2 separate regions of the Homo sapiens genome follow, and region 1 is linked to region 2. Evidence: read pairs that join two places in POLR2A ChIA-PET (ENCODE). Cell type or tissue: endothelial cell of umbilical vein. All regions are shown on one strand. Links, peaks and the distances in the headings refer to the core of each region. The heading gives the core; the rest is flanking DNA.

Evidence for each region. Peaks named below come from ENCODE experiments on the same cell type or tissue, not always from the same donor. Only the 100,000 strongest peaks of a DNase experiment are listed, where the experiment ranks them.
Region 1: POLR2A ChIA-PET joins it to region 2 with 14 read pairs; 2 of 35 experiments call an interaction of 5 or more read pairs at or near these places.

The regions. Positions count from the first base shown.
Region 1 is chr5:142,291,674-142,303,802 of GRCh38, reverse strand. No RefSeq gene overlaps it. Among named protein-coding and RNA genes, the nearest start is that of SPRY4-IT1, 21 kb to the left of the region's middle. In endothelial cell of umbilical vein, for the core only: no CTCF peak of the experiment used is centred there; DNase peaks (open chromatin) are centred at 6,612, 8,212 and 10,142; H3K27ac peaks cover 4,666 bases.
Region 2 is chr5:142,417,893-142,430,021 of GRCh38, reverse strand. All of the region lies in intron 3 of SPRY4-AS1 (SPRY4 antisense RNA 1), which reads right to left. Among named protein-coding and RNA genes, the nearest start is that of SPRY4-AS1, 99 kb to the right of the region's middle. In endothelial cell of umbilical vein, for the core only: no CTCF peak of the experiment used is centred there; DNase peaks (open chromatin) are centred at 3,241 and 3,511; H3K27ac peaks cover 1,986 bases.

The DNA of each region.
Region 1 (12,129 bases), core at 2,655-10,654, 130 kb after region 2:
CAAAAAAAAAATTCTACAAAAGTGACATCACCCTTAATGATGTATCAGTAACACTCCCACTTGGCCATACCCTGATTCTCCCTGTTCTGCATCTGATTCTTTGCCACCACTCCTACAGTGAACGGTGATTTGCTGACTTGTTCGCAGCCTGTCTGTTCCCCACTGGGGGATAAGCTCGATGAGAGCAGACAACTTGGCCTCTTTTGTCCACGACTCTAGTGCTTCCCGGCCTTCTTCACAATCCACATAAACGTGATATTTGGGTTGTCCACTGAGGTAAACCAACAAGTTAACTTCCAGGGACACTGATATCCAGGGGCTCTGTCCTCCCCAGGTCTCACCCACTGCCGTGAGAGTGGGGGACCAGTAATTTCAATATACCTCACATCTTTTGGGAAGCTTCCAGTACAGCATCTGGCATAGGAGTGGCAGATGCTCATTAAATGTATTCATTAAAGGTATTAATTAATGAATAATAAACTGAGAGGACAGTCAAAAGAGAGTTGGACATGTAGCCTTAAACTTTATTTCTGTCCTATAGCTATGGCTAGGACCAGGCACAGTGTTTCACACCTGTAATCCCAGCACTGTGGGAGGCTGAAGTGGGAGGATCACTTGAGCCTGGGGAGGTTGAGGCTGCAGTGAGCCAAGATCGTGCCACTGCATTCCAGCCTGGGTGACAGGGAGACCCTGTCTCAAAAAAAAATTGCTACGATTATGTAGCAGTGTTTCCACTGCATAGCCATAATGATAGCGATATAGTACCAGCTTCCAACTTGTATGGCTGACATTTAAGTATTTGCCATGTGCCAGGGTGCTGAGTACAATGTGAACCAACAAAGTGCTTTCTGTCCTTTTTTTTTTTTTTTTTTTTGAGACAGAGTCTTGCTCTGTCACCCAGGCTGGAGTGCAGTGGTGTGATCTCAGCTCCCTACAACCTCTCCATCCCGGGTTCAAGCAATTCTCCCGCCTCAGCCTCCCGAGTAGCTGAGACTACAGGCGCGCACCACCACACCCAGCTAATTTTTAGTAGAGACAGGGTTTCCCCATGTTGGCCGGGATGATCTTGATCTCCTGGACTCATGATCTGCCCACCTTGGCCTCCCAAAGTGCTGGGATTACAGGCGTGAAACACCGTGCCCGGCCAATTTTTGAATTTTTAGTAGAGACAGGGTTTCACCATGTTGCACAGGCTGGTCTTGAGCTCCTGACCTCAAGTGATCCACCTGCCTCAGCTTCTCAAAGTGTTGGGATTACAGGCATGAGCCACTGCACCCGGCTGCATTAGTACTTTTATAACCCCAGTTTTACAGATGAAGAAACTGAGGATCTAGAAGATGAAACCATATGCCCAAGGTTGTGTAGGCCTGACCCTAGACCCTTGCTTTTCTACCCAGCCACCCACCCATGGACACTGGGAAGAGGCATCAGCAGGGTGTCTTGTGGTTACCAATTATGGGGACGGTTGGTGTATAGGGGGAGAGGCCTGAGCCGGAAGCCTTGACTGCATTGTAGAATCACTCATGGGCTGTAAAAGGTCTTCAAAACCCGTAGTTTCCAAAACTGAACCTGGTAGATTCCCACCCCTTAGCTCCCTTTGTCACTTGCCTGTGATGAATACCTTTAAGAAGAATAAAAAGGAGGCCACTGTAGGAATTTATGCCATGTGGTTCTCCTGGCCCTTCTAAAGCATGTATGGCCACCAGACAGATACATTAAGGATCAGTAATGTCATGTTAAAATAACATGACTATTGCAAAAAGGAAAACAGCAGGAAAAATAAAACTCTCCCCACCGTATTCCCAGCTTTAGTGTAACACTTTGGTATATACCATGCATTGATTCATTTAACAAATAGTGAGCGTCTACTATGTGCTAGGCATTGCCCTTCTATCTTTAAAACCATACATGGGATCATACTGCACCAAGCCGTTCTGCAAAATGCTTTTTTCTGTGTATTGTGTAACATTACACATGGATATCCTTCCACACCTCTAGCTCCACCTTGTCTTTTATAATAGCTGGTATTGTGTTGTCGTTCATTTTATGGTCTTATCACCTCCTCTTTCTACCGCCTCCTGTGACAGGCTCTGCTCTCACACCCAGCCACAAACCTCACCTGGACCACACTAGCCACACCCGGACCACACTAGCCACACCCTCTGCTTGCCCTGCCCAGGAGGCCAGTGAGCAAAAACAGGAGACTTGTTGGGTCCCTGCATGAAGTGGGGTCAGGGGGAAGGGGCAGACACAGGGCAGGCTGTGAGGCACTGAGGGGCACAGGACGTTCCCTTTGCCTCAGAAGACCTGCCAAGTGCTATATCTCTGAATTAGGGCAAAATCCTAGATGGTGTGGGATTCACCTTAAAGATAACCAAGAAAATAAACAGGAGGAGACATAAAAGGATATTGCCTTTAAAATCCACAGTTTTGACTGGGCTGTAAGCTTCACATCTGCACAACTTGGAGTATTACACAGTGACCATCATTTATTTATCCAGTTCTTTCTTGTCACTCCCCTTCTTAAAACCCTCTAGTTTCTCCCTCCCCTTGAGTGTAGGCTGGACTTAGTAACCCACTTCCAAAGAACAGAGTATGAAAAGGAAAAATAGCAACTTTACAACCTGACAGATGCCACCTTAACCTGGTGAAGAAGGTTAAACATCACCAGTAATAAGTCATATTGGCCAGGCCCAGTGGCTCACGCCTGTAATCCTAGCACTTTGGGAGGCTGAGGTGGACGGACTGCTTGAGTCCAGGAGTTCGAAACAGCCTGGGCAACATGGTGAAACTCTGTCTCTACAAAAAATGCCAAAAAAATTAACCAGGCATGGTGACGCACGCCTGTATCCCATCTACTTGCGAGCCTGAGGTGGGAGGATCCCTTGAGCCATGGAGTTGGAGCTTGCGGTGAGCCATGATGGTGCCAGTGCACTCCAGCCTGGGCAATGGAGCGAGACCCTGCCTCAAAAATAAGAAGTCATGTTATCAGATACCCCTGATATCATGTGGTGAGAGGGACACTTCACCTCTGGTATTCTTTCCCAAGATTCATAATTTTAACCTAATCATGAGAAAACATCCAACAAACCCAAATTGAGGGACCGTCTACAAAATACCTCACCAGTACTGTTCAAAAGTGTCCAGGTCCTGAAAAACAAGGAAAGACGGACAAATTGTCACAGACTGGGAAAAACATGATAAGTAAATGTTTTCCTGGACTGGATCCTGGAACAGAGAAAGGCCAGTAGTTGAAAAACTGGTAAAATCTGAATAAAATCTAGACAGGATTGTGCCAATGTTAATTTCTGATTTAGATAAATGTACCATGGTTTTGTAAGATATTAAAATTAGGGAAAGCTGGCTGAAAAATATAGGGCAATTCTCTGTACCATCTTTGCAACTCTTCTGTAAATCAAAAATTATTCCAAAATAAAAAGGGTTTAAAAATAATTAAAAACAAACAGGCCAAGTGCGGTGGCTCACGCCTATAATCCCCACACTTTGGGAGGCTGAGACTGGCGGATTGCTTGAGGTCAGGAGTTCGAGACCAGCCTGGACAACATGGCGAAACCCCGTCTCTACTAAAAATACAAAAATTAGCTGGGCATGGTGGTGCACACTTGTAATCTCAGTTACTCGGGAGGCTGAAGCAGGAGAATCGCTCGAACTCAGGAGACAGAGGTTGCAGTGACCAGAGATTGTACCATTGCACTCCAGCCTGGGCGACAGAGCAAGACTCCATCTCAAATAAATAATAATAATAATAAATAAATAAACAATAAACTTCAGTTCCTTCTCATTGGTTTTAGGAATAAAGTCAGACTTCTTACTGAAGCCTGTAAGACCCTACCTAATCTAGCCCTGGCTACCTCCATCCTCTCCCACCCTTATCTTGTGCCCCTTCCCACACCTCCTATAACTCTCTCAAGAAGCTAAGCAGCCCTTTCCTGCTTCTGAGCCCTTCCTGCTTCAGAAGCTCTTGCTGCTGCCAGGAATACTCCATAGTCCTCCACTCCCTTACCCACGGCTCACTCCTTCTTACCCTCAGGAAGGTAAGAAGGCCTTCCTGGGCTGCCCTGATATTCTCTTTGCTGTCCTTATTTCCTTTGCTGTCTTTTCCTTTGCTGTCCTTATTTCAATTTGCAATTATATCACACATGTGCTCATTACTTTATTTGCTATCTGTCTTTTCCCCTTCAAAGGCAGTTTTATTTTTATTTGCTTATTTTTTATTTATTTATTTATTTTTGAGATGGTGTCTTGCTCTGTCACCCAGGCTGGCATCTGCTCACTGCAACCTCTGCCTCCTGGGTTCAAGCGATTCTCCTGCCTCAGCCTCCTGAGTAGCTAGGATTACAGGCGCCCACCACCACGCCCAGCTAATTTTTGTATTTTTAGTAGAGACGGGGTTTCACCATTGTGGCCAGGCTGGCTTAGAACTCCTGACCTCAAATGATCCGCCCACCTCGGCCTCCCAAAATTCTGGGATTACAGGCGTGAACCACTGAATCAAAGGCAGTTTTATTCACTGCTCTATCTGCAGGTTCTAGACACTACCTAGTTATCCATATTGGTTATCACTATATTGACTATCAGTACTTTTTTCTTTTCTTTTAATGAATGAACCCCTCCCCCACTGATAGACATTTACATTGCTTCCACATTTTTTTGATCACAGCCACTGTGGCAGACACCTTGGTTGATAGCTATCCTTCATTTTTTATTGCTGCCCCACGTTTGTTCTGGAGTTCACCCCCTTCCCATGTGACTCAGGGAAGAATAACCCTATTCACGTCTCCAGCTGTAAAACCCAGAGGAGTCTTATCAAATGTGACTGTACCAGGTGTTGGCATGTGATGCAGTGCAGGCCGATGGGAGGTGAGGGGAAATCTAGGGGGACTTCTGGGAAGTTTCTTTGTTTTATTTTGTTTTTTTTTGAGATGGAGTTTTGCACTTGTTGCCCCAGGCTGGAGTGCAATGGGGCGATCTCGGCTCACCGCAACCTCTGCCTCCTGGGTTTAAGCAATTCTCCTGCCTCAGCCTCCCAAGTAGCTGGGATTACAGATGCACACGATCACGCCCGACTAATTTTGTATTTTTAGTAGAGATGGGGTTTCTCCATGTTAGTCAGGCTGGTCTCAAACTTTCGACCTCAGGTGATCCACCCACCTCAGCTTCCCAAAGTGCTGGTATTACAGGCATGAGCCGCCACGCTGGGTGAGCTGGTTTATGACTGGCAGCCAAAGGCTTCCTAACTTACAGAGCTAGTACATTTTTCTATTTCTTTACAAGGCTGGTGTTTAGAATTATCATAGGGTTGGGAAGGTCATAACTCATTGAATTGTATATATTAAATATGCACAGCTTTTTATATGTCAATCATACCTCAATAAAGTTATTGGGAAAAAATTCACCTTGACTATAAGTACAATAAGTCACTATTTTTTGTTGTTGTTTTTTAGAGACAGGGTCTCACTCTGTCACCAGGTTGGGGTGCAGTGGCACAATCATAGCTCACTGCAGCCTCAAACTCCTGAGCTCAAACAGTCCTCTCACCTCAGCCTCCGGAGTAGCTAGGAATACAGGTGTGTGACACCACACCCGGCTAATTTTTTTTTTTTTTTTTTGAGATGGAGTCTTGCTCTGTTGCCCAGGCTGGAGTGCAGTGGTGCAGTCTTGGCTCACTGCAACCTCCACCTCCTGGGTTCAATCGATTCTCCTGCCTCAGCCTCCCAAGTAGCTGTGATTACAGGTACCTGCCACCACACCTGGCTAATTTTTTTTTTTTTTTTGAGATGGAGTCTTGCTCTGTTGCCCAGGCTGGAGTGCAATGGCGTGATCTTGGCTCACCAGAACCTCTGCCTCCCAGGTTCAAGCGATTCACCTGTCTCAGCCTCCCGAGTAGCTGGGACTACAGGCGTGAGCCACCATGCTTGGCCCTAATTTTTTTTTAATTGATTTTTTACATTGCTATGTTGCCCAGGCTAATAAGTCACCATTAAAAACCCTTCCTGAGATTTTCCTTGGAACTAATGTCACAAAGACATGTTTTAAATGGCTCAATGACTATTTTGTAGACAACCATATTCAGCTCTATATGGTCATCTGCAGCATTCAGAGGGTTTGGCTACTAGACTGCCCATAGGTAGTGGCTATTCCCCTCGCCAACCCCTGACACAGGTAGAAGAAATGGAAGAGGAGTTCTAGGGTTTTTCAAAGTGTGTTCTATTAGTTCTTTTAACAACCCCCTTTTTCTCAAAGGCAAGGGGGAGGGCACAGAGCTTCAACTTCTAAAATCTTCCAAAGTGGATCACATGGAATGTTGTCTCTAAAATCAAAATCATATTTTCCTTGTAACTCCAGGAAGGAGGGGGAAGTCAGATCTTAAACAGGTCTCAAATTAGAAACAGTCCCCCCTCCCTCCATGTTATACAGCCCAAGTCTTTCTCTTGTGGACTTTCAGACTGGAGCCCTGCCAAAAATGTAAGCAAGAATTTGGCCCATTGTTACTTTAAATATCCTGTGTCGCAGGCCATCTAGGAATGTCTAAGTATGGGAATTTTCCTTTTGAGGTCTGGGATGTAGATATAAATAAACCATTTGTTGGATTCTGTCTCCATCCTGCCTCTCCTAGCTTCAGTGGCCATGAATAAGGCAGCCTTGTAAATAACGGTTACCAGCCCACTCCGTGGGGGAGGCCGGAAGCGGAATCCATTAGGATCATTTCCCTTTACTCTTTAACAATAACTTATCCAGGCCAGGCGAGCTGGGGAGTAGCTATTTCCAAGGCTGCCCCACACGTCTCTTGAAAATGCAGTCTGGGAGATCATGGTTTAACCTGATTCATCCTGGCCCTTCTGCCTCCATGTTAAAGTTTGAAGAGCTCATATTTCTGGTAGACTGAATAAGAAGAAAGCTTTATTTCCATCTGCCTTACCACCTCTTCCCCAAAAAGGATCTGCTGAAGTTAGCAGATGACACAGATGACCTGGTGGAGGCAGTTTATAGCTGTCTCTCACCTTCTAGCTCTGACTTCCCCAAGTTTCTCTGACCTTGGGATAAGAAAAAACCCAACAACCTGCAAGCACTGCTTTGACACTAAAGGAGCCTCCCCACGTCTCAGTTTCCCCATCTGGAAAATGGGGGTAATAATGACCTCTCTCACACGGACTCTTGTCAGAGGTCAGTGAGAGTCTGTGTATAGCATTTACCATGAGGTAAGAACTCAATAAAGGAAAGAAAACATAGAGCTGAGGGAGAAGGAGGAGAAGAGGGAGACAGAAATAGAGAAACGGAGGGCAGACGGGGAGAACCACAGTGATATGTGGGGTGGGGACAAATTGAGAGCACAGATCTAGAGAGACACAGGAAGGCAGAGGCTGAGATGATATGAGAAGCTCTCGAGGGGAAAAGGAGGGACAAAAGTGGCTTTCTCTCTTGCATAGAGTTGATAAAGCTCCCCAGAGTCCCCACTGCCTGCTGATAAAGGGTCAGGGAAGCTCCACAGCTGAAAAAGGAAAAATTATAACTCAGATCCTCTTATAGTTAGCAGAGATCCAAACAAGAGCAGAGGTAGTGCCTGCTAACTGGCCTTCCCCGAGGGCCTTACAGCTGGTCAACCAGGTCAAGGTCAACCAGGTCAACTAACCTTGACTGAGGGCCCAGTATGTACCAGGCACAGGCCTGGGCTCAGGCTATGTAAGGAGCAAGACCATCATGGAGGGTGCATACATTCTAGAGTGAAGGAGGCAGACAAGAAGCAGGTACGTAAGAAATAGATGGTCAGGATAATTTTAAAGAGTAAAAAATGCTGCAGGGAAATTAAGTCCGGTAACAAGGTAGCAAATGATGCAGGTAGTGGTCAGGGAAGGCCTCTCTTAGAAGGTGATGTTTGAGCTGAAACCTGGTTTGAAATTTGGGGGTCTGAGCCTCCACTGTGGTTTTACCTAGCAGGCTTCCCGGACTTAGTCCTTACATGCACATGCACACCGTAAAAAAGAGACCAAAGAAAAATCTGCAAGAATTGCTCAAATAACACAAGACGGGGATGAACTGGATCTACAGGTCTAGAGTTATTCAGAACTAAAGACGCCTGTCACACGGCTTAAGCAAGAGCAGGAAGGGGCTGCCAGGCCTCTGGGAAGACCTCCCTGGGGAGGGAGCAGGCAGACAAATGGCCCGGATAGAGATCCCCCGCTACGTGATGTTTTCCTTCCTAAAGATAGCGCCCAGCTCACTGAATCACCCGGGCTTCCTCTAACAGCGGAGAAACTTCACACTTCCCAGCCCTGCAGGCCCCCAACCCACCTCTGCCTTTGCCAGGGACTACAGGACCGTGATCTACATACAAAGAAAAGCCCAGGGATGGGGGTTTCAAGGGGAGCCAGGGGAAGAGTTCCAGGCAGGAAGCCTCTCCTTGACCCAGGAATACAAACCGGGTTGGAACTGCTGCCTTCAGGTCAAAGCTGCCAAAACAAAGTTAAAGGTGTAAAAACAAAGTGAGAAGGTCACACAGCTATGGGCCTCTCTCTCTGGAACCCAGGGGTGGGGGTGAGGCGTGTGTGTGAGAAAGACTTGACTAAAAAGCACTTTTCAACCATTTTAACCGCAGATGTCCCTCCACTGCGATGAAAGAGCGTGAGAAGGGTGGGTGCCCAGCATTCGGCGGCTGCTTTCATTCATTCCGTAAACGCGTATTTTTACGCGTTTTAACCGAGCCGAAGTCTCGGTTTCTCTCCCAGCCTGCTTTTCCTACAGCTTTCCTCATCTAAGATTCAATTTACCTGGTAGCTCAGGCCAAAAATCTTGGGCTCATTCTTGGCTTCTTTCTTTATTTCCTACCGTACATCTGATCCAGCAGCAAAATCGTATTGAAAATTTTTTTTTTTTTTTTTTTTTTGAGACAGAGTCTCGCTCTGTTGCCCAGGCTGGAGTACGGTGGCACGATCTCGGCTCACGGCACGCTCCACCTCCCGGGTTCACGCCATTCTCCTGCCTCAGCCTCCCGAGTAGCTGGGACTACAGGGGCCCGCCGCCACGCCCGGCTAATTTTTTGTGTTTTTAGTAGAGATGGGGTTTCACCGTGTTAGCCAGGATGGTCTCGATCTCCTGACCTCGTGATCTGCCCACCTCGGCCTCCCAAAGTGCTGGGATTACAGGCATGAGCCACCGTGCCCGGCCGTGTATTGAAAATTAAAGGTGTACATTCAAATGATTGGATCTGTTCTCACCACCTCTGCCAAAACAGATCCAGAATCCTATCAGTTCTCACCATCTCCACATCTGCCACCATCCTCCAAGCCACCATTCTCTCTCTGGATTATCTCTAAACAGGTCTCCCCCTGCCTCCCCGAGGGAATCAGCTGGGAGCGTTTACCAGCAGGGTGGCCTTGGGCTACTTCACCCCTCTGCTCTTCAGTCTCTGCATCTGAACAGGGGAGAGAGTAATGGTACCCCCCTCATGAGACACTTGTGAAAATGACATAAAAGAAGTCACAGCCTTCCAAGAGTGCCTGGCATAGGAAGTCCTAGCATTCTGATTTGTCTATTGTTTCACTTACCACACTGGTTGTTTAACAGTCATCTCCTCTGGCTGGGCGGGGTGGCTTACGCCTGTAATCCCAGCACTTTGGGAGGCCAAGGCGGGAGGATCACATGAGGTCAGGAGTTCAAGACCAGCCTGACCAACATGGAGAAACCCCATCTCTACTAAAAAATAAAATAAAATAAAAAATTAGCCAGGGGTGGTGGCACATGCTTATAATCCCAGCTACTCAGGAGGCTGAGGCAGGAGAATCGCTTGAACCCAGGTGGTGGAGTTTGCAGTGAGCCCAGATTGTGCCATTGCACTCCAGCCTGGGCAACAAGAGCGAAACTCTGTCTCAAAACAAAGCATAACAGTCATCTCTCATTAGATTGGGTGGCGCTGGGAGGCTGGAGCCATACCTAACACCTAGCACAAAATCAGAAGTTACTCCTCCGCTCAACCCCCTCTCCCCCACATCCCCAGGCTTCTCTTTTCCTTTAAAACAGTGTCTAAAGTCCACGTAGTGGCCCATGGGCTCCAAGTGACCTGTCCCTGACTGTATCTCTTCCACCCACCCTACCTCTTACTCACTTCCTTCCTGCCACATGGCCTTCCTCAGGGTCCTTCCATCACACCAGCATGTTCTGTCTCCCGGCCTTTGGATGTGCTGATCCTTTGGTCTGGAAAGCTCTTTGGCCACATATTTGCATGGCTCGCCACTCCTTCACTTCATTCAGGTCTTTGTTTAGTTGCTACCTCCTCAGAAAGGCCTTATCTATTTTTTTTTTTCCTTTTTGAGACAGAGTCTGGCACTGTCACCCAGGCCGGAGTGCAGTGGCATGATCTTGGCTCACTGCAACCTCCACTTCTCAGGTTCAAGCGATTCTCCTGCCTCAGCCTCCTGAGTAGCTGGGATTACAGGCACTCACCACCACGCCTGGCTAATTTTTGTATTTTTAGTAAAGACAGAGTTTCACCATGTTGGCCAGGCTAGTCTCAAACTCCTGTCCTTAGGTGATCTGCCTGCCTTAGCCTCCCAAAGTGCTGGGATCACAGGCGTGAACCACTGTGCCCGGCCAGAAAGGGCTTATCTGACCTCCCTGTCCAAAATAGTCCACCTTTCAACCTCCCACCTCCCCTTAGCCTAGTTTATATTTCATCACTACCTGCTCTTATTTTATATTTACATTTTTTACTTTAGGTGTTTATTGTCTGTCTTGTCTACTAGAATGTAAGCTCTATGAGGGCAAGGAGTTTGTCTTTGCTCACCATTATATTCCCAGTGCCCAGGAAGCTGGCTTATGGTAGGTGCTTAATAAAAATGTGTTGAATGAACAAATGAACAAATGAATGAATTTACTGGGCGTTCATGCACCACGGCACTGTGTAAGGCACTTTACATATTATATATACATTTGTTCATCCTCACAATTATTATCACTACAAAGTGACTCCTCCCTTTTTTTTTTGAGACAAGGTCTTGCTCTGTCACCCACTCCTGCTCACTGCAGCCTTGACCTCCCAGGCTCAAGTGATCCCCCAGCCTCAGCTCCCTGAGTAGCTGGGACTACAGGGTGTGCCACCACACCTGGCTGGCTAATTTTGTTTATTTATTTATTTATTTATTTTGTAGAGCTGGGGTTTCGCCATGCTGTCCAGGCTGGTCTCGAACTTCTGAGCTCAAACGATCCGCCCACCTTGACCTTCCAAAGTGCTGGGATTACAGGCATGAGCCACTGTGCCTGGCCCATGTGACTCCCATTTTAAAGACAAAGGAAACCAGGTTAAACTCTGAGCTTTGCACAGCAGAGAGAAACTTCCACATGCTGCTCCCTCTGCCTGGAATCCCCTGCCTCCTATTCATTCCTACTTGATGTACTTGACCTTCAAGGTCAACTCGGTCATCTTTTCCTCCATGCAGCCTCTCCTGTGTCAAGCTGGTCAGGTGTCCCTCTGCCACTTAGTGTAGGCTGCCTGGTTTCTCATCCCACCTCCAACAGCAGCTGGGTGGTGTAGGGAGGTTACTTAACCCCTCTTGCATTTTAGTCTCTGCATCTAAAAGGAGGGAGAAAATAGTACCTGCTTCATGAGACAGTTGTGAAGATTAAATAAGGTAAGTAATGACCTTCAAAGAGTGCCTGACATGTGGTAAGTGCATTTGTCTGCACTTCATTGACCATGCTGTGTTATAACTGTTTGTTTAATGTCCATCCCCTTTGCTATGGTTTGAATGTTTGTGTCCCCTCCAAAATTTATGTTCAAACTTAATCCTTGATGCAACAGTATTAAGAGGTGGGGCCTTTAGGAGGTGATTACATAATGAGGACAGAACCCTTATGAATAGGATTAGTGACCATATAAAAGGGCTGGAGGGAACTAGTGAGGTCCTTTTGCCCGTCCATCCCTTCTACCATGTGAGGATACATCATTAATCTCCTCTGGAGGATGCAGTGTTCAAGATGCCATCTTGGAGGCAAAGACCGGGGCCCTCACCAGACACCAAAGGTGCCAGCACCTTGATCTTGGACTTTCCAGCCTCCAGAACTGTGATAAATAAATTTCTATTGTTTAGCCAGGCGCAGTGGCTCACGCCTGTAATC
Region 2 (12,129 bases), core at 2,742-10,741:
CCAGCCTGGGTGACAGAGTGACACTCTGTCTCAAAACAAAAAACAAAAAACAAAAAAACTAGTCAAGTGTAAGGTTGTGCACCTGTAGTCCTAGCTACTCAGGAGGCTGAGGCAGAGGGTCACTTGGACCCAGGAGTTTGAGGCTGCAGTGAGCTATGATCACACCACTGCACTCCAGCCTGGGCAACAGAGCAAGGCCTTGTCTCTAAAAAACAAAAGTCTCTGGCAGAGTTGAGATTATGACCAAAATATCCAAACTCCCATATCTTTTTCATCTCTGTCGCATAAAACAATGCACTTGGAATTTGTGACAGTCTCAAACAGTTAACTTTCACAGCCCTGAAGTGAATTGCTGGTTGGATATGAACCAGATTAAAAAAAAAAAAATCAAAAACATGTTGGGTGATTTTAATCTGGGACTCTTGCTTCCAAGATTCTAAAGATAAAAGTCTCATTTGCATACATCTAGCCCCAAGACAACCAACCACATATCAGCCCTTTCCACATGCCCCACACAATGTGAGCCATGCCTCTAGCAACAGGGAGGAGCTAGAGACTTGGGGCATAGGCGGATGCGGAAGGTGTGGAGGTGGGGGCAGAGGGAAACAAACCTGGCATTAAAGTTTCAATTTCTTAAATTTGTCAGATTTCTTAAGCCTAAGCTTTCATTTTTCTTTTAAGACCTTTGGAGCCTGTGCAACTAACTGTATGTGGTCAAATTCTATTCATCCTTCAAGACCCAGCCTAGACTCCTCTTCCTCCAGGAAGCCTTCCCTGACCTCCAGGATAGTCTAGGCACCTGGGCTCTACTTTCTCTATTAAAACTTGAACCTCATTATACTAGTTTTTATTGCCTGCTTGTGCATCTCCATCACTGCGTCACACCCTCTGAAGTGGCGGGAGCTGGAATGTCAGTGCCTAACCCATAGAGGACAAAAGCTAATCCACTGAGCTAAACATGGAAACAGCTGGCCCAGTCCCACTCTTCCCAAATCTGAGATGGCTCATGGCGGGCAGGCTGAAGGCAGCTCTCCGAAGCGGCTCCAGTGAAACTTTTCTTCTGCCTGTTGTTTCAGGTGTCCTGTGTCACATCCCCTTTGGGACAGGAAGTGTCCTATGTCACTGTTTTCTCCTCTTGTTCTGATATCAAAGGCTTGACCAGGGAGTTCCTGAGAGAAGATCAGGGGGCTTGGGTTCAGTTACCCACCACCTGCTAGAACAGCGACTTGGCCCCACTGCCAAGTAGGGAACAACACACCCTTTATTAAATAACAACATAATACATAATGCTCACTCCATCCGGTCATTTCAGCTCAGGGATCAGCTTTAAAGTCTCACCAGGGTGGGACAAGCAGAATGGGCTTCATGAGAGGCAGGAGATTTGTGGATGCAAATTCTTTGGATTCCGTGGGTTTGATAGTGGGGCAGTTTCTTGACTGTTCTATCCCTTCCCAAGAAGACTCCAAACAGAAACTGTACCCAACTGGTATCCATGACAGTAATTGCAACTCAAATTGGTGAGAAAGTCACTTAACAGCCAGAAAACGCAGGAGTGATTCCCAGCTCCTCTCCTTCACCAGCCTGGAGCTCCGTAGGTTATTTATCCTCTTGGAGCCATAGTTCCATTTGCTATGAATGGTGGTTAATACCTTTTAATATAGATAAGTGAGCATATTGTAAGGAACATATTATATATCATGCAAACATTTGTTATAACTTTGGGCTCCAAGTACCATAAAACTGTGATAGGATTCAGGAAACCACTCCCTTGAATGGATCAACAGCAGGAACTGAGAGAGTGACAGAATGGGCTTGCCAAGAGATTACAGACCTGACTGAAGAGACAGCACATGAACATCTGCCGACAGTTCATCACAGACTCAGTCAAGGATATAAAACTTGGTGGGGCCAGGTGGGTACGCAGAATAGGGGCAGATGCTGTGGATCTTTTTCTTGTCTGCCATGGGCGGGCCCTGGCATTCAAAAGTTGAGTAGTTGATATGGTGACATTCTTCCCCCAAGGGTCCTATTGGATTAAGACTGCTAAAGTTTTGTACCTAACAGCCTGCCCCCACCCCCCGCCATATATGTGCATACCTGCTGACCGTCTGCAGGGAATGTTCAGTAGACCTACCAGCTCCCCACCTGTCAGCTCCTTCACATCCTTTGTGTCTGAGTTCAGATGGGCCTCCCCATTCTGCTTCTCTACTACAGCATCCTCACCATTCCCTCCATAGCGGGTTCCCAGTGGATGGCCACATGTTCCTGTTTTACATCTTGGCGGTCTCTTCCCATGGACCATAAACCGCAAAAGGGCAGGGCCTTGTTTGTTGTGTTTACCCAGTGCGTGGCCATGAACTGCTCAACAAATGTTTATCGACTGAACATACAGATGGATGGATGAATGAGTGAACAAATGAACTGATCAAAGGAAGGACTAAAGAGAGGGAAGAATTGCTTCTCAACACTGGGAGATATACATTCAGTAAAAGTAGCAGTATTCTGGTGGAAAAATTTGAGGCTAAACTTCAGGATTATGAATCCATGGTTTTATTAATACCTGTTTGGAGAAAATGACAGAGAACTCTTAACCAATTCATCTGTCCTGGTGGTTTGTGCAACTTAAACATTGCCTTCTTAAGTCTTTGGAGGGGACCATGGAGCTGACCAGTCTCCCAAGATGACCTTGTGTGGCCCCAGGCAAGGCTGGACAGGCAAGCGTCTCTACCGCCACTTGAAACCTTTAACCCAACTCCAACGGGGCTGGAAGGGCCTAGAATCTTGAGAGTAGCTCCCCTGGGAATGAGCTCACAGAATTACTATTCCCCTCGACTGCAAGAGCCAAACCGCTGAGTATGCACCATCCAAACTCAAGGCTGTAGCTCACTGGGCAAAAGGGAGGTCATGGTGCAGAATGCTGGATGCCGCAGCCCCTGGAGAGGGGATAAAAAAAATCAACCCCAAACACAGCTAAGCTTTGAGGGACGTGATGGGTACACCTGAGGCTTTGCTGCCCAGCCTTAAGAAAATGTTTATGAAGAAAACCAGAGGGGAAAGAAAGAGGGGGGAGGTCGATGATTAAAAATACAACTAGAGCCACAGGAGAGGAAATGTCTCCGCTATGACTCCCAGCAGGTCACTATTGTGGATGAGAAGTAATACCACTTGAAAAGCGCCAAACAGGAAGGAATGGCGTGAGGGGGGAAATGAGAGCTCGGACTAGGCCAAAAAAAATTTTTTTGTTTAAAAACAAATGTCCTTTCGAGCAAAACTGTTCTATAGGGAGATACCTCATCACAAGTTTCTCTCTCTGTTTTAGAGCATTTTCTTCCCTGGTGTGCGTTCTTTTTGACTTTGGCAGGGAGGAGCAGGCCCTCTCTGCTTCTCTCCCCCTTTCTTTTTCCTGTTTTCTCTTTGGCCACCTCACAGGCTTCCTACACCTTCTGGATTCCAAGAGCATCCTGAGGATATTTACTCGCAGGAAGCTAGGCAAGGAGGGAATTGACACAGTCATTAGGTGACATGAGCCTGCTGACAAGCTGCCAGCTCAGCCTACTGGATATATAACTGAAAAGCCAGCGTTTCACTCAAACTAGGTCACCTCCAAGCGCTGTGGATGTCAGCGGGGAGTTCACCACAGACCGAGAACTGAGGAGCCAAGAGGTTAGTGGTTTCCCCTGGGGACAAGCGGAGGTCACACAAGGGGAAGACAAAGACAAACAGGGGAATTTGTGAGAATGGACAAAGCGGAAGACTGGGAGTGAGGCATCCATAGGCAAGTGGATTTCTAAAAGCAAGCCGTAGAGATCTGGCCGTTGAGGTCTGAGCAGGCCACGGAAGCATATCCTGTGCCACTTATGTGGCATTTGGCACTCTGTTTTCATGCACTCACTTCTATTTGCTTGCTAAGTATTCTCTCCGTTGAACTACAAAAGTTCCTCCAAATAAAGTGTCAATTCCTTGTGTCTATTAATATTTTGTCGTGTCTTCAATTTCACCAAATACTGAGCCAGACCCAAAGCTGACATTTAATAAATGCCTGATGATTGTGCGATTGTGAAAAAAAAAAAAAAAACAGAGTGAATCTGATGAACACATGGACTACAGAGTGAGTCAAACTTGAGTTTGACAGTTGGCTCCATTTGTTGTTAGCTGTATCCCTTTGAGTAACCTCTCTAAGCTCTGCATGCGTCAGGCTCCTCATTTATAAAGTAAGGATGTCGTATTGCCCATCTCATCTGGTTCTTGTGAGGATTTGGAGAGGAAGTATGTATTATGGGCCTGGCACAAAGTAAAAATTCAATAACTGTGGACTATTATTAAATTTCAGTTACTATGACCACTGTGGTTGATGATAGGCCACTCCCTGGCTTTGGGTTTTCCTGAGAGCCTCCAGGCCTGTCTGGGTTTTGCTCTTAACAGAACACCTGAAAAGTACCCAGCCAGGGTGCCTAAATCTGCCAACCTGGCAGACTTAGGATGAGAGCAGCAACAGGTGCATCGTGTCCAACTGAAGACAGACTCCCTTCTGAATCGGTGATAGGCTGGCAAGATACACCAGTTTTCAGCAAGGCACTTTATGTCATCTGTCACTTCACCCTTGTGGTTAATGACAGAGGAAATCAGATGATAACACAACTAAATGGAATGTTAACGGGTGGAATATCCACATGAGCACTGCTCAGACTGTGCTCTCTACAACATTTATATACAGGTTATCATGGCAGGGAAGGGGAGAGCCTCATGGTCAGTTACGTTTGGAAAATTACATCTAACAACTTCTTCTCAGAGTTTGTGATATGCTCATAAGCATCATGAGCCTTCCAGAAGGGATTACGGTAGACAGCACTATCTAAACATATTTGATTACAGGGCTCTGGTTGGTTTGGGGTTGTTTTGTATAAATTTAAGAGGTACGAGTGCAATGTTGTTACATGGATATATTGTGTAGTGGTTAAGTCTGAGCTTTAGTGTATCCATCACCCAAATAATGGATGTCGTACCCATTAAGTAATTTCTCACTATCCACCCTTTTCTCCTTCCTCACCCTTCTGAGTCTCCAGTGTTGCTCACAGGGCTCTGTTATTGAGTATCCTTCAGGCTGGTATTCTTCAGAATATGCTTTGAACCAGGTGTCGTGGCCAGTGCCTGTAGTCCCAGTTACTCAGGCTGAAGCAGGAGGATCAAGGCCAGCCTGGTCAATATAGCAAGACCATGTCTCAATCAATCAATCAATAGCCTGCCAAAGGTGACCTCAAGAGAGGATATTGAAAAAAAAAAAAAGGAATATGCTTTGAGAAATGCTCATCCATGTTCAAAGGAGATGTGACACCAACCCTGGCAGGAGTAACTGAGGGGCATGTCGTTGGCTCTGTCTTTGACCCTGTCTGGTTCAACATCATTAATTTGCTGGCATGCTGATCAGATTTGAAGATGACCCTAAACTAGGCAGGGAGTCTGAGAGGGGAGATGGTATAATCAGGACAATGGACTAACAAGATACTTTATAGAAATAAATAACAGGAACAGATCCCGCATACATAGTCCAGAAACCACACAAACCATCCAGGATGGTGGAAGATAGTACATGTGAAAAAGACTCATGTAGTACATGTGAAAAAGACTCAATGTAGTACATGTGAAAAAGACTCAGGACTCTGGTGACTGTGGAGAGAGAGAGAACAAAAAGCTGGCAGCCAGGCGCGGTGGCTCACACCTATAATCCCAGCATTTTGGGGGCCAAGGTGGGCAGATCGCTTGAGCTCAGGAGATCTAGACCACCCCGGGCAATGTAATGAGACTTTAACTCTTAAAAAAAAAAAAAATCAAGAACATTAGCCAAGCATGGTAGCATGTACCCGTAGTCCCAGCTACTCGGGAGGCTGAAGCAGGAGGATCACTTGAGCCTGGGAGATGGAGACTGCAGTGAGCCAAGATTTTGCTACTGCACTCCAGCCTGGGTGATTGGGTGATGGAGTGAGACCCTGTCTCAAAAAGAAAGAAGGAAAAAGAAAGCTGGATCTTTGATAAAGGAATCTGAGCCTTTGGATTAAGTCTCACCTGAAGACACTGCTACCCTGCTGCCCCCAGCCCTGTAAATACACCAACGAATTCTGTTTAAATTTTTTTTTTAATCTGCAACATAAACATTCCAAACTGACAGCACTATTAAGTGTACCAAGGTTTCCAAAGCAGATATTACACTTTTAGGAAGAACTGAAAGAAGCCTCGGGTCAAATGAAAGACAGACAGCTTACCCTTCCTGCTGGTCAGGTGGCTTTTTAGCTTGTACATGATTCTGGGTACCAAAATTAGAGGGATACAGACATACTAGGAAAAACTATCAGGATTACGAGGATCCCTGAAACCATGTTCCATGGAGACTTATGTAAAAATAAATAAATAAAAGAGACTCAGGGCCAGGCGCGATGGCTCACGCCTGTAATCCCAGCACTTTGGGAAGCCGAGGTGGCGGGTGGATCATGAGGTAAGGAGTTTGAGACCAGCCTGGCCAATATAATGAAACCCCATCTCTACTAAAAATACAAAAAATTAGCTGGGCATGGTGGTGGGCACCTATAATCCCAGCTACTTGGGAGGCTGAGGCAGGAGAATTGCTTGAACCCAGGAGGCGGAGGTTGCAGTGAGCCGAGATCGTGCCACTGCATTCCAGCCCAGGTGACAGTGCGAGACTCCGTCTCAAAAAAAAAAAAAAAAAAGAGAGACTCAGATAAACAAGAGATCCAAAAACTTGAGAAGGTCTAGCCTTCCAAACAGAAGATCTGTGAGGGATATGGCATTCCATGAGGAATCCAATGCTTTTTAATCTTCTACAGCCAACAGACTCTCTTGAAAAACTGTTGAAAGCTATGGGAACTCTCCGCAGGGAATTGTACATGGAAACCAAATTCTACAAACATTTTTAGGGGATTGCTGCCCCTCCACCACCACTGCCAAAGCCCATCCACAGACAACCCCCGTAGAAGACCAAAACCAGCGTTCAGAGCCTCGGGATTAGGCATCACCTGTGTAACGCCCACCCCTTGCCAAAGTCATAAACCAGAACCAATGGATGGGTGTCATATGGAGGTGAGCATCGGCTCAGTAAAAAGACTTCCTATCATGCCTGCCATCTGGAAACAGAAAAGGCTGCCTGGCATGTAGGGAGCTTGTCATCACTGCAGGTTTTCAATAAAAAACTGAATTAGCATTTTCAGGAAAGTCATAGAGAGGGTTCAGTCATGCCACTAGACTAAATGACCCAAGGCCTTTTAGGACTTTGCTACTTAAAATGTAGTCTGAGGGCCAGTAGCATTGGCATCATCTGGGAGCTTGTTAGAAGTGCAGAATCTCAGGTTCATGTCTTAGAGCAGTGCTTCTTAAGCTCTGACTCATCTGCATGTCAGAGCTTAAGAAGCACTGCTCTAAGATTTTCTAAGGGGAGAGAAATAAAAATATTCTGGTCCCTCAGCAGCAGTCTTGCACCTATGCCTTCAGAGAGCTGCCCTTTTAGCTTTATGTAAGTTTGGATTTTAGAAGTGAGGGCCCTGCTATAAAACCTCATCCCACCCTCTACCATGAGTTACTATAACACTAACATGAGTTAGCTATCTTCTCAAAGGTTGCTCATGGAGAACCTAGGGGAAGAGTGGAATAATTCCTGCTTTGTCTCTAAGCCAGTTCCTGAACTTCTACAAGGAAATAGTAATTTAAAAATATTTATCCTCATGACTCTTTTTTTTTTTTTTTTTTGAGGAATAGGGTCTTGCTCTGTTGCCCAGGCTAGAGTGCAGCAGTGCAATCTTAGCTCAGTGTAACCTCAAACTCCTGGGCTCAAGGGATCCTTCCACCTCAGTCTCCCCACTAGCTAGGACTTACAGGTATGTACTGCCACACCCAGCTAATTTTTTTTTTTTTTTTTTTTTTTTTTTTAGCTGAGGGCCCAGGTTGGTCTCTAACTCCTAGCCTCAAGCAATCCTCCTGCCTCATCATCTTTAATAACAATAACATATAATTTATTGTGATCTCACATGAGCCATATACACTGCTAAGTGCCTTTTGAATCCCTTGTCTTACTTAACCCTTACAATAACACAACAGGGTAGGTAATATCATTTTTTCTCCCATTTTTCAGGTGATAAATCTGAGACTCAGAAAGGGTAAGTGACTTGCTCAAGGCCACACAGCTGGTGAGTGGGGAAGCTAGGTCCTGACATGAAAGTTCAAGTTCTTAACCACGAAGCCCCACACCTATTTCCTTTAGAGGAAATTTCTTGCCTTCTACTCTTTTCAGTAAGCAGTAATGGTAGCCTGAAGGTTGTCAAGTTCCCACAGCACTCATCCAAGTTATCTAGGGATAAAGCCAGGCTGTTGACCAGGTAGCCACAGACACAGGTGCACTAGGGTCTCAGATCTCAGCCCTCCATTATATTCCGTTCATTACACAGGAAGACTTAGAGGTCACGCTTTCAAATCCTGGCCCCTTCCTCATTATCTGCTCCAGCATCAGAGTTCTCCCAGGCCTGTATTGACTTGCTTTATCTCCTGGCTGCTGTCCCATCTCCATTAGATCCCAGGCATTTGAGCAAAGTACACAGCTATCCAGTTCTGACTGAACGGAATTGACTCGCCATTCCTTCTCTATAATTTTGGGCATAGTCTGAGAGGATTTAGAAGGTGTCATTGACTTGGAATTACAGTTCTTTGTTACAGAATGAATTTCCGGACCATGCTGAAGAGAGACCTTGCATTTACACAAGCAGCTTTGTTCCTGTCAAAGTGTCCCTCTAATTGCATTGTGCACATTCATTCTGGACTTTGCTTCTCAAGAAGGAACTTTATCAAAGAGAACACTGACTTCCTATAGCACTTAACAACTGCAGCCTTCATTTGGAAATTAATGATGAGCTGCATATACTCTCTTCTACTTATGTTCATTAACTTTTTTATTTCCTACAGCTATTAAACCTTTTGTATGTCTTTGTATAATATGCCCCCACTAGGTCCCGTAAAGCAAAAACCACATTTTACTTAACTTTGTTTCCATCACAGCAGTCTAGCACACTGCCTTGTCTGCATTAAACATTTGATGACCACATGACTGATTGGTAACTAACCGACTGCATTTTACATATTACCATGCACATCTGTTGCTATGCCCAAAGTGAATTCACTCTTCCAGATACTGAACTTATGTGGAGGGAGAAACTTGAAGGGGGAGTGAGGGGAAACACTCTAAGCATGTCGAGAGCCTGAAGCAGATGGTGCTGTATAAAAAACCATAACATTATGGTTTCAGCTCTATGAGAAGTAACAATAAAATGTGCTCCCATGAGGTAGGACTAAGCCACTAATCCCCCTGGTACAGCTGGAAGCACAAAAGCTTCTTAAAGTTCAGGGACCTCAACCCACCTGGTTAGACAATAACCAGGCCAAAGCCTCATTTCTCAGCTGCTTTTGTTATCACTTGCTCCAACTCCCAAAACACTTAAAGAGAATTGTGGGAATTTTAAAATAAACTTGCTTGAGAAATGGGCCAGAATTGTATCATTTTCTTACAAAAACAAAAAATCCTTAATACTAGCTAGAAAAAAAAAACAAACAGGGCATTTCCTCCAGTTATTAAAAAAAATTCAGTAAATAAAATTTTTTAATTTCTACTAGGTACTGATTCGCTGTTTGAAATTTTGTCAGATTTCTCTCCTCTTTATGAGACTCTCAACAGGTGACTCTTCCTGGTCTATTTTTCATTCAATAAATAGTTCTAGAGAGCTGACTATGCTCTCTAAGGCTAGAATCTACTCAGTGCATAGACAAAAACAGAAGTGAGCTGTTCGTACGGCTTCTTCACATGTGGTTCCTTCAGTACCGAAATTTCATCTGCTCTAATGATCAACTTTACCCCTAGAATCTTTTTTTTTTTTTTTTTTTTTGAGACAGAGTCTCACTCTGTTCCCCAGGCTGGAGTGCAGTGGTGCACTCTCGGCTAACTGCAACCTCTGCTCCCAGTTTCAAGTGATTCTCCTGCCTCAGCCTCCCGAGTAGCTGGGATTACAGGTGCACACCACCATGCTCAGCTTAGTTTCGCATTTTTAGTAGAGATGGGGTTTCACTATGTGGCCAGGCTGGTCTTGAACTCCTGACCTCAGGTGATCTGCCCACCTCGGCCTCCCAAAGTGCTGGGATTACAGGTGTGAACCACCACGCCCAGCCTAGAATCTTTAACAGGATGCAGGAACCCCCAGACCACAAAGGAAGGGGAGATAATACAGCTGAAAGCACTGCACAGTTCAAACCCTGTCTCTGTTACTCATGCGAGTACGGGCCCTCACCATGCTTCAGTTACTCACACATAAAATGGGGAAGAAAACACTTCCTCTCTCAGAACAAAAGTGCCTGGTGCTTGCATAAATATTCTTTGTATAAATATTCATATCTATAAATATTATCATACAACCTTAACCCAGGGGTTGAAGACTAAAGTGTCTGTTGGTACAAACGAGTGTAGGAACTGGGTCAAGTGAACAGGAACTCAGAGTCAGGGAAGTGGGGGACTGGTGGGGCTGGGGGTGAGCCAGAGAACACCACCTCGCTAAGGGACTGGCCTGATGCAGCACGAGCCAATTGTGACCTCAGGGGATATGGCCCAGTGTCCTCTCTTTTTCTGATTTTTCAAGAGAAGCCAGCTCTCCACGGTTTGACAGGAAATCTCCTAATTTTTATTTATTTATTTATTTTTGAGATGGAGTTTCGCTCTTGTTGCCCAGGCTGGAGTGCAAATGGTGCGATCTCAGCTTCCTGCAACCTCCGCCTCCTGGGTTCAAGCAATTCTCCTGCCTCAGTCTCTTTTATAGCTGGGATTACAGGCAGATGCCACAACAGCCAGCTAATTTTTGTATTTTTAGTAGAGACAGGGTTTCACCATGTTGTTCAGGCTGGTTTCAAACTCCTGACCTCAGGTGATCCACCCGCCTCAGTCTCCCAAAGTGCTGGGATTACAGGCATGAGCCACTGCGCCCAGCTGAAAGCTCCTAATTTTTAAACGTTGGGAGGCAATATGGTGCAACAGTTAGGAGCAGGAACTCCAAAACCAGACCATCTAGGTTTATAAACCTCAGTTCTGCCATTTACCTGCATGTGATTTTTAACAACCTATTTAACCTCTTCATGTCCCATTTTCCTCATCTAAAAATAGATAATAATTAGTATCTATTTCATAAGGTTACTACGAGGAATAAAAGGTCAACATAAATGTATATACACAAGACCAGCCTGTGCAACATTGCAAGACCCCATCTCTACAAAAAAAAAAAAAAAAAGGGGGCAAAGGACTCAAATAGATGTTTTGCCAAAGGAAACATATGAATGGCCAACAGGTGTATGAAAACATGCTCAACATCACTAATCATCAGGGAAATGCAAAATGAAACCACAATGAGATACTACTAAAAGCCTGTCAGGATGGCTATTATTTAAGAAAACAAAAATAAATTGTAAAAGACAACAAGCATTGATGAGGATGTGGAGAAATTGGAACCTTGGTACACTATTAGTAAGAGTACAAAATGGTGGAACTACTATGGAAAAAAGTACGGAAATTCCTTAAAAAATTAAAAATAGGACTACTACATGATCCAGCAATCCCACTTCTGGTTATTTATTTAAAATAATTAAAATTAGGATGTGAAAGAGCTAACTGCACTCCATGTTCATTACAGCACTTATTCACAATAGGTAAGATTTGGAAACAACCTAAATGTCATCCAAAGATGAATGATTTTTAAAATGTGGTATATACATATAACAGAATACTATTCAGCCTTAAAAAGAGAAGAAAACCCTGCAATACATGACAACATGGATGAACTTGAAGGACACTGTGCCAAGTGAAATAAGCCCGTCAGAGAAGGACAAATACTGCATGATTCTATTTATAGGAGAGATCTAAAATTGCTGAACTCATGGAATCAGAGGAGAATGGGGTTACCAGGGGCTGGGGCAAAAGGGAAATTTGTAGTCGCTAATCAATGGGTACAGTATAAAGTTTCAATTATGCAAGATTAAGTCCTAGAGATCTGCTGTATCACACTGTACCTATAGATAGCAATACCATATCATACACTTAAAAAT